2 separate regions of the Homo sapiens genome follow, and region 1 is linked to region 2. The links are chromatin loops, found by intact Hi-C in ENCODE. Cell type or tissue: GM12878. All regions are shown on one strand. Each heading gives the region's core, and the rest is flanking DNA. Links, peaks and the distances in the headings are about the cores only.

Evidence for each region. Peaks named below come from ENCODE experiments on the same cell type or tissue, not always from the same donor. Only the 100,000 strongest peaks of a DNase experiment are listed, where the experiment ranks them.
Region 1: a loop joins it to region 2, with 2.6 times the contacts of the local background. A loop is called at or near these places in 4 of 110 quality-filtered maps.

What each region holds. Positions count from the first base shown.
Region 1 is chr6:110,587,734-110,593,117 of GRCh38, forward strand. It overlaps LOC105377941 (a long non-coding RNA gene), which reads left to right. Exons shown (of 4, transcript XR_942866.3): 4 at 1,146-1,363. Among named protein-coding and RNA genes, the nearest start is that of SLC22A16, 110 kb to the left of the region's middle. RefSeq lists an enhancer at 3,130-3,189. In GM12878, for the core only: no CTCF peak of the experiment used is centred there; DNase peaks (open chromatin) are centred at 2,408 and 3,358; H3K27ac peaks cover 1,187 bases.
Region 2 is chr6:110,534,866-110,540,249 of GRCh38, forward strand. It overlaps LOC105377940 (a long non-coding RNA gene), which reads right to left. Exons shown (of 7, transcript XR_007059703.1): 6 at 2,711-2,851. Among named protein-coding and RNA genes, the nearest start is that of SLC22A16, 61 kb to the left of the region's middle. In GM12878, for the core only: no CTCF peak of the experiment used is centred there; no DNase peak of the experiment used is centred there.

The sequences.
Region 1 (5,384 bases), core at 126-5,125, 53 kb after region 2:
GAGCGGAGCTCTCTGGACCTCTTCTGGTTGTGAGTGCCACCTGATTCATAAATTGTTCTTCACTCAAATAAACTCTGTTAACTTTATTTTTTCAAAAGCTTTTCACTCCCTGGACCTAGAATCTCTTTAAAAACCTGAAAAAAACTTTAAGCAGTCCTAACAAGACCTAAGGGTGGGAGAAGGTAGTAATAGAGACAGGGAACAACACTGATAAGTTATTTTCAATATTTGAAAGATGCCACATGGAAACTGTACAATTACTAGAGATAAGGTGCTAAGCTAACCATAATGTCCTGTTTCTAAGTTTGGGTTGGAACTACTTCAACTCACTATAAGAATTCTGATAATCGTATGCTGATCAAGGGTTTTTGTTGGTAGTTATAAATAGCCTTCGTTAACAAAAGTGGGAGGGTAAGCCAATCATTACCTAATAAAGCAGTTCATTTCCATCATGGGTGTGGGTCCAAGAGAACAAAGACACAATCACAGGGACCCTCGGAGATAAAGTAGATGGAAACCTCTGATGTGACTGAACCTCCCTGGTACAGAGGAGGGAATGTAAAGCCAGTCAGGTAGGCTAATAGCAAGTTAATAAATAGGATTCAAACCTACATCCATGGACAACTCAACTTACCCTTTAAGCCCACAAACATATTACAGCACAGGGAATACAGCCACTGTCTGTCTACTAAGTCCTGTGACTTAAACAATAGAAAATACAGACCCAGAAACGTCTAACAGAACTTTCTGTAACTGAAGCTGCCTTTGCAAAAATTATAACAGAAAATTATGACAGTGAAAGAGATCTGACCTAACCAATTCCATCTTGCCTTTAATCTCCAAACTGCCCTTGGTCATTCCTGGGTGTGGGGCAAGCTAACTTTGGGAGAAATGTATAGTTTAAATGATAATAGTCCTCAAAACTAAACCACCTTTGTAAAACTAATCGAAGCTCACCAGGTTAGGAGAATGAGAGGGGCCTGAACTCTGCTACCATGTAGGCATAGCTAAATGATTACCAGCCATTATTCCAGAGGTTACAAGATTTGCAGCTTCCCCAATTACTCCTGTAAATAACACCACTGTTGTAGAACCTAAGATTGGCCTTTAGAGATGTCTTTTCAAGCTTTTGCCTTTCTGACCAGATGGACCCACCGGGACCAGCAACTCTTCCGTGGCTCCCACCCAGAAGCCAACTGAGTGCACCAGGACCAGCTTCCACACCCCGATGGTTGCATCCCCAACCAATCAGCAGTACCAATTCCCTAGTCCTCTGTCTGCCAAACTATCCTTGCAAAACCCTAGCTTCCACATTTTCGAGGAGGATGATTTGAGTAATAATAAAACTCCCATCTCCCCTTTAGCCAGTTCTCTGTGTATTAAACTCCTTCTCTTTTGCCATTCCCCTGTCTTGAAAAATCTGCTCTCTCTGGGTAGTAGGCAAGATGAACACATTGAGCAGTTACCTAATGATAAGAATGTTCATATCTGTGCTGCCCAAAGTGGTAGCCAGTAGCCACATGTGGCTGCTGAGTACTTGAAATATGAACAGTGTGGCTGAAGAACTTAGAACTGAGTTTTTAATTTAATTGTAATGGCTAATGTTTGGGACAATGAAGATGGAGATAGACATTTGCATCATTCATAAAATTAAATTCCTCCTCTAAACTATTCAAAGCATAGGCAGTTATTTTCAAACTTTTTTTTTTTTTTTTTTTTTTTTTTGAGACAGAGTCTTGCTCTGTCACCCAGGCTGGAATGCAGTGGTGTGATCTCGGCTCACCGCAACCTCAGCCTCCTGGGTTCAGGTGATTCTCCTGCCTCAGCCTCCTGGGTAGTTGGGATCATGGGTGTGTGCCACCATGCCCAGCTAATTTTTTGTGTGTATTTTTAGTAGAGACAGGGTTTCACCATGTTGGTCAGGCTGGTCTTGAACTCCTGACCTCAGGTGATCTACCCACCTCGGCCTCCCAGAGTACTGGAATTACAGGCGTGAGCCACCATGTCCAGCCTATTTTCAAACTTTAAATCACAGAATTCCTTCTTCAAGGAAGAAAATATTATTCCTATACCAATTTAAATGCAAACTAGCAGTGTGAACATAGGGGCAGGCCTAGAGCCCAACTCATCCCACTCCCCCACTGTCCACTCTTATCAGTTCTCACCTACCCTTGCTGGCTTCACCCACCCTGGCCCACTTGGGCCCTCAGGCACCTCGTCAGAACTCCTAAAACTGCACTGAACACAATGTGAAAGCCACCAATTAAAAAAGCAGAAGAGACCAGCATCAGGTAATTCCCCTAATAAATATTTACTGAGCAGCAACTGAGAACCAGGAACTGGGCTAGATGATGTAGGGGTGCACGGGAAATAAGGCCCCTGCCATGAAGAGACAGGAAAAGGTGATCATGTTTGTCAATAACATCTTAGCTGGATGCTGGATGATCCTTAGCTCATTTTGCCCTGGCATGAGCCCTGTGGTCTTCCTTTCACAGTTTAATACACACTGGGCTCCAAAGAGCTCACCGAGGGGCATACACACCATGCACCAGGGAGGGGCTGGGACCCAGATCTTCCTGACCAGAGCTGTGCTGTGCCCTCCAGAGCTCGCCATCAAGATGGGGAATTTCTCTGTACCCAGATACGCAAACACAGGCCCTCGGGAGCTGGAAATGTGAGAAATAACATGACTCTCTGAGGGTTATGCTGTCAATAGATCAAAGAGAAGATATTCACAAGTAGCTCCCAGGCTGAGGGCCTCTACTATAAACAGATAGAATATAGGCAGTGTTTAACTAAATAGAGTTGTTAGATGCAGGGGCGGTGGGGGTCAGCCACGAAAGGACAGGAAAGGAAAGGCCGAGGCAGATGTATACAAGGTGGACACAAGCACAATAGGGGACCAGAAGCTGGCTGAGGAGTTAGGTATGTCTAACCCATCCCAGGCCCCCATGGCATCCTGACTGTGGGATGAATTCATCAGCTCTTGAGCTTGAAGCCAGAGAGTCTTGTGTCTTTCCAGCTCCTATGTTCTGAGTCCAGGCCCGCTGCATCCTCTCTCTCTGCTGGCAAGAGGAAGAAGTGCTAGTGGGAGGGGTCTTCTTTCTTCCTGGAGATGCCCAGCATTGCAGTGCCTCCAGAAGGCCCGGACCACCAAGCCAGGCCACCCAGCCCTGCTTAATACTTCTTTCTCAGCCCAGAGTCATCTCTCCTCAGCTGTTCCATCATCAGAGGTTTCTCTCCTTGGACAGGGATTTCTCATGATGAATTTTAAAAGTGGTTATGAACAATGATGTGGTCTCCCACGAAGTTTTGACCACAGGAAGTGAATGTGCTGACTGAACCCTGAGATATGAGGTTCAGATGAGGGACCAGCAGTACTCATTGACCCTGCGTGGGCCCAGAAGTTAGTTTCAGCAAAGACTTCAAAGCAGCTATTACATATATGTTCAAATAATTAAAGAAAACTATAATGACAATGACTCAACAGACAGGGAGTCTCAATAGAGAGGTGGAAACTATAAACAAGAATTGAATTGAACATTCACTTCTGGCATGATGGGGTGAGAAGATAAACATGTCCCCTCCCAGAAAGGCAATTATAAAGCTGCACACAACTGCCAAAACATATGTAACACTTCTTAAAATGGAGGAACCCTTTGTTCAAACAGAAGTATGCATGGGAACTCAACTGCTGCATGGAACAAATGGAAACCTGAGGGGGAAGCAGACCATCCTTCTCTCCTAGTTTGACCTGCTGTCTCCTTTGATGGGTCTCAGCACCCCCTTGAGAACCAGGGCAGTGAACCGGTAAACTGGCATTTGGGGGCTCACCTTAGGCCCTTAGGGTAAAGCTGGATTATATGGTAATAATCCTATCTCCAGGGGGTCTTGGTTTAGGTCAGTGGATCTTACTATAACCATTACATCCCAGGAGCCTTTCTAGAAATTTGTAGGGACTTTTGAGGTTATCTAAAAATAGGGGGTTAGTGTTGGCCTGTAGAGGGTGAGGGCCAGAGTTGCTGGGTGTGCCAAAATACGCCAGACTGTGCCCCACAATGAATTATCCTGCAGCCTTTACAACTTTTGAATGTCCTGAAATCTGTTTATAATTTTATAAACTAATAAAGTGAACCTAACTCACTTTTCATATAAACAAAATATACTTTTTGCATAGTTTTAATATATGCTGAATTGCTAGAAATAAGACTACCACATAAATCAAGCTAAGCTGATTGGCTTCTTTTTTTCTTTAACGTCACCAAAAGTTGATCCTCGTTTCAGAAAGTTGCACCATGACCACAGAAAAGATCTACAGAAAAATCATAATAAATAATAAAGCCACATCACTGATAGTACCATGGCTTGTGGCATCTGAGTTGCCAATACAATACCTCATATCAATCTGCATTTTCTTACTAGTTAGTAGTAGCTTCTAATGAAGTCATGCCAAACATCTATACAATGAAATACACATTGTAGACGGTCTCCAACTTATGATAGTTTGACTTACAATTTTTCAACTTTATGATCCTGCAAAAGTGATATTTACTCAGTAGCTCCTAGATTTGTGATGGATGTAATCCTGTCATAAGCTGGGGAGCATCAGCATTTTATCGTAAGTTACTTTCCTTTTATTCTCTCTTATAATATTAACACCTAGAGTATCGTATCAATGTATTTGGAAATTGCATGTGGAGGTCAATTATATTATCTATGATTTTCATGATAGATAAAGGGCATAACAAAAATATTTCTTGTAAAAAGGGGAGGAAGGTCTGACAGAGAACTACTGACTTAAACAGTACTCTTATCATTTCCACCATCTCTACTACTTTCTTTCAATGGGGTGGGGTAGAGAAAACATGAGCTAATATGAGAAAAATATAGGTGTATACAATTAAATGCCAAACCACATGGTTCAGCCTGGGTATCTAGGATAAATTCTTGAAAAAGGTTGCTCAATGGGAGCTGGAGTAATTAGGGAGGCTTCATGGAGATGAGGCTTAAGCAGGACTTTTGGGGTGGGGGATTAGGGTTTGGAGGGCAGAAGAGAGGAACCTCTTCTAGTGCCTTGCAATATAGGAAGGACTCAGTGCAAATGTGTTGAAGGTGAAGGGGAGAATAGTCTTAGCCTAGGCACTGCAGCACGCGAACAGACAGCCGTGCAGAGGCACAGGGCTGCTAAACGTGTTCTGCCTCCTCAGAGGCTCCAAGGGAATTCAGCACTTAGTTACGGATTTCACTGTTACAGTGCTTTGAGAATTGTTTATCATTACAGCCTGTCACTGCTGCTAAGGAATAAATGTTTAATTTCCTAATTCAGAGGCACTAGAAATAGTAATATTAGAGTCATTCATCTAAACATAAAGATGGCAGCCCTT
Region 2 (5,384 bases), core at 88-5,087:
AGCCAGAGGGCACCAGATTCCTAACCTTCTAATTGCTTTTGTGAATAACATCTAAGATTGGTGTTTGGAATATTTTTCAGACTCTGCACTCTGATGGATCCAGTGGCGCCACCCAGACCAGTAAACTGGCTCCTCTGGTCTTGTGGCCACCATCCAGGAGCTGACTCAGAGCAAGAGGACAGCCTGGACTCCCTGTGATTTCATCCTCAACCCAACCAATCAGCACTCCCCATTCCCTAGCCCCCTGCCTGCAAGACTGTGTTTCAGGGAGGCTAATGTGAGTAATAATAAAGCTTCAGTCTTCCATTTAGCCTGCTCTATGTGTATTAAACTCTTCCATTCAGCCAACTCTGCACGAATTAAACTCTTTCTCCATTGCAGTTCTCCTGTCTTGATAAATTGGCTCTATCTGGGCAGCAGGCAAGAAGAACTTACTGGGCAGTTACAGATGCACACCATATACCATGCAAGATAAAGCTTTTAAAATCCACACCCAGTCTGCAAAAGATAGTAATAAAATTGCAGAATGCTAAACTCAGAAAGATCTTAAAGCAGAAAAATGACAGATCATCTACAAAAATTATTAGCAACATACCTTTATACAGCAACAGAAACTAGACAATTGTGGAACAATATCTTCAAAGTGATAAGCGAAAATAAATGAGAATTGCATGTGCAGCAAAACTACTTTAAAAAAAAAATAGGGGAATAGATGGCCAGGCACGGTGGTGCTCGCCTGTAATCCCAGCACTATGGGAGTCTGAGGCAGGTGGATCATTTGAGGTAAGGAGTTCGATACCAGCCTGGCCAACTTGGTGAAACACCATCTCTACTAAAAATATACAAATTCACCAGGTGTGGTGGGCACCTGTAATCCCAGCTACTCAGGAGGCTGAGGCAGGAGAATCGCTTGAACCTGGGAGGTGGAGGTTGCACTGAGCCAAGATCACGCCATTGCACTCCAGCCTAGGCTACAGAGGGAGTCTCCGTCTCAAAAATAATAATAATAAATAGGGGAAAAGGTATACAAACTTATTTAGTGTGTACACATGGGAACCTTCAGAATGAAGACCCAACTTCTCAATGTGGTACAGCAGCTTACCTGCTATCTTGAGGTTACAGAAAGAATGGGGGCTTGAATCCGGATAGAATGGGTTATGGGAATGGGGAGGAGAATAATTGTATTGAGGGGCAATAAATGATCACCAGGGAAAATGGTTGGATCAGGGAGCAGAAATTAACTTGTAAGTAGTTCTTGGAATGTAAATGATCCTTAGAGACAGTCATTATCTCAAAAAGGTTCCGTTCAGGTGTGGTTACATTCTTGGTCTTCTTTCCTGTAATGGATAATGAGATAACGGAGGAGAACAAGAGCAATTGTTCTCCTCGGTGGATCATTCCTATCTTTATGTAGGTGGGAAAAGCCTCTTCTAGTGCTTGTTGATCTCTAAGGGTGTTGAATTCAACATACTCACTATACCAGGGAGCCATATTTTGGGGTGAAATATTTCAGTCATCACTTTGAAACTTAAAAAAATTCACATATTAAAAGACAAGCAGATAGCTTTGGAGAAATTTGTTTTAGAGCTTGTTAGAGATAGACAAAGAAATGGAAAGACAAATTGGAAGGAACAGAAAAGAGCAAATTTAAATATATCATCCTCGTATCTTCTTTAGTCAGTCTCTTAGTCCTGAGAATAGATCAGTTAAACAGCTGTGTCTCATTCTAGGAGGTGGCATTGCAGACAGGGTGGGCCACTATATATGATGCAGGCAAACAGATCTTTAATAGGAGGCATTTCTACAGAAACAGAAGGAAAGCAAAGGTGAATGTCCTGGAGCAGTTGATAGACTAGTTTTTCTAGAGTCTCTCAAGCATCTTCAGGTTGCAGTAGCAACCTGACAGATTTTTCTGGATTGTGGCTCGAATCGGGTGTTCAAGTGAACTTTCTGAGAAGTCCATACATCATCAGGCAGGCACAAAAGTTGTATATATATATATATTAATTACATATGTTGCTATTGTTTCTCCCGAAGTTTAAGTTGCTAGCTTCAGTTTATAGAGCTTTAAGAAAAGCACAGTTTTAATTTCTAGTGATTCCAAGTCAGAAAAATGGAAGAAAATTTTGAAAACAGTTGTTTGGAGACTCAGCAAAATTACTTTTAAGAATAAGTGTGAAATAAAGAATTTCCAGGTAAACATTATGTATGAACAAGAAAATGAACAATACAGGGGGTGCTATGCTTAAGCTTCTTTCTGGGCTTTATACCAGGAACACTTTTATGTGAAAAAGAAAAAGATTTAAGTATGAGATTAACATTTACTCCACTGAGTGACAAAGAAGGTTTTTTCATGTTCTCTGACTCTCTGGGAATTCAGGAAACAATTGAGTTATTGGTGGTTTAAAATGTCAGAGAGCAGTAATCACTTGCACAATGTGCTTCCCACTCTCAATTACTTCAGGCATTGTCTGATTTTGAGGCTATTCTTGAGAACTAAAATGTTTTTCTAGTGTATATTGTGTAGTTTCCACGTGCTCAGTATGACTAATGCATTAGTCACAGGTTACACTATGAGAGACTGAAGAAAAGACAGTCTTGATCTCTAGAACGACCTTGCTTCCCAAGTCTAAATTCCTCCTCTCCAACCAATGATTCCCCTCTGCCTCCACCTCTGAGACTGGTTCTTTTCCTGGCAGGAGATACTTACTGAGCAGGTATTTGCCAATTCTTGAAGCCTTTAGTTCAGTAAGAAATCTCCACCCTCCTTCTTATGCAGACATTCTCTCTGGATTCCTCACCCCTTTTCTGGTAATCTCTTGTCTATCGGTGGGAAAATATGTGAGCCCAACTGTTAGAGAATCGAGAAAGGAAGAAACAAGAGAAAAAATTAGGTGGGGTTGATGCAACTTGAACAAAAATATTTTGATCTGTGCTTTTTGTAATATGGAAAAGCATGAACCAACCCATGTATCCCACAATCAGGAACTAGCTTAGCAAATTTGAGCACGTGAAGAAAATGGAATATTATATTGCCTTGCCTGATGACAAATGCAAGGACTATGTGACCAGTGGCTACTTGGGGACTATAGGGCTATCAAACTGCTTACGTAAGCTAAAGTCAACTCATAAACTTAGAGTGCAGACTCAATTATGCACGCAGGTTACAAATACGGAAAAATCAGACAGATAGCCAAGAACTGAAAGAGAATATAGAATCTTCTAACTTAGTAAATTAATAGTGAAAGTGTTTTCATATTGTTTTTGTTGCTTCCATGTTTCTTGCAGTGTTTTTCATGTAAAGGGAGTTACATTTTTATTTTAAATGGTGGGCTGAAAAAATATGGTGAATGTACTAAACTCTGAACAGGAGACAAATCAGTAATTTCTACAAGAAAATTAACTATAACAAATTAGTAACAGGGGATTGAAGTGATGAAAGACTGGCTAGTAACCGGTAAAGAGAGCTCTAAAGAATATAGGAATAGCTGATACAGACAGCAGCTATCTCCCCTAGGACTGAGATAGAGCATTCAAGGAAGAGCTGAGATCCAGGCCTCATGGAAGAGGGTCTGGCCAGGGCTTTCAGGATGGGGGAAAAGTTCATGAGGGGCCTCACTGCTGAGGCTGTCCAGAAACCTGTCTCTGGAGTGCTTAGGAAGGCACCCACTGCAAAGCTGCCCAAGCGGGTGCCAGGGAAGCCATCCAAGGGGCGGTACCCCATTTTGTGCACCCTACTGCAAAGCTTCCTGAGGGGGATCTGGCAGAGGTCATTCACAGGGAGGTGCCCAGGGAAGCTGTCTGCAGGAAGGCATCTCAGGCTGCTGGCCACCTGGGGCTGCAGAGAAAGCTGTCCAGGCTGCAAGAGCCTGAGAAAGCAAGCCCCCTGGAACTAGGAAGAGCAGCCATTTTCTCTCACAATGTCCCTCCAGGACTTCCTGCTGACAAAGCCTAACCCTCATCATTCTCGAAGAGCGAGTAATGAAGGGTGAATTTGGAGCTGAGAGGCAACCAATTGATAATTGTCACAGTGAATTAAGCTGCTGGTGGAGCTTGGGCCATACATATGTTCATTCCAGGCTCAGAGCCCTGGATTTTCCTATCAGAAAGCCAAGCTCATGCAGAAAGCCTGAGCTAGTGATCAGACAGCCCAGCAAGCTGGTTCTTAACTTTCCTTGTGTGCAATATCTTATGAAAGCTCGCTGGCTTTCCATATGAGTCATTAGTATCATGTGCCAGGCCCTAAAATATATATACTTTACATATAATATATATGTTTATATATATTCTTTTTTAAAAATATCAACTGTTATTTTAGATACAGGGGGTACACATGCCAGTTTGTTACATGGGCACATTGCACCTAGTTTGTGAGCATAGTGCCTAATAGGTAGTTTTTCAACCCACATCCTGCTTCTTCCCTCCTCCCTCTAGTAGTCCACAGTGTCTGTTGTCCGCATGTTTATGACCATGTGTGCTCAATGTTTAGCTCCCACTTATAAGTGAGGACACGGGTATTTGTTTTTCTGTTCCAGCATTAATTCATTTAGGATTATGGCCTCCAGCTCCATCCACATTGCTGCAAAGGACATGTTTCATTCTTTTTTATGGCAGTATAGTATTCCACGGTGTATATGCACCACACTTTCTTTATCCAGTCCACTGCTGATGGGCACCTACATTGTTTCCATGTCTTTGCTACTGTGAAGAGTGCTGTGATGAACATACAGGTGCATGTGTCTTTTTGGTATAATGATCTGTTTTCCTTTGGGTAGATACCCAATAATGGGATCGCTGGGTCAAATGGTAGCTCTGTTTTAAGTTCTTTGAGAAATCTCCAAACTGCTTTCCACAGTGGCTGAACTAGTTTACATTCTCATCAACACTGTATAAGCACTCTCTTTTCTCCACAGCCTCACCAGCATCTGTTGTTTTTTACTGTTTCATAGAAGCCATTCTGACTGGTGTGAGATGGTATTTCACTGTGGTTTTGATTTGCATTTCTCTGATGATCAGTGATGATGAACTTTTTTCATATATTTGTTGGCTGCTTGTATGTCTTCTTTTGAGAAGTATCTGTTCATGTCCTTTGCCCATTTTTAATGGAGTTATTTGGTTTTTGCTTGTTGATTTAAGTTCTTTATAGATTCTGGATATTAGACCTTTGTCACATGCATAGTTTGAGAATATTTTGCAACCCATTCTGTAGGCTGTCTGTTTTACTCTGTTGATGGTTTCTTTTGCTGTGCAGAAGCTCTTTCATTTCATTAGGTCCCACTTGCCAATTTTTGTTTTTTGTTGCAATTGCTTTTAAGGGCTTAGCCAAAAATTATTTGTCAAGGTCAATGTTGAGAAGGGTATTTCCTAGGTTTTCTTCTAGGATT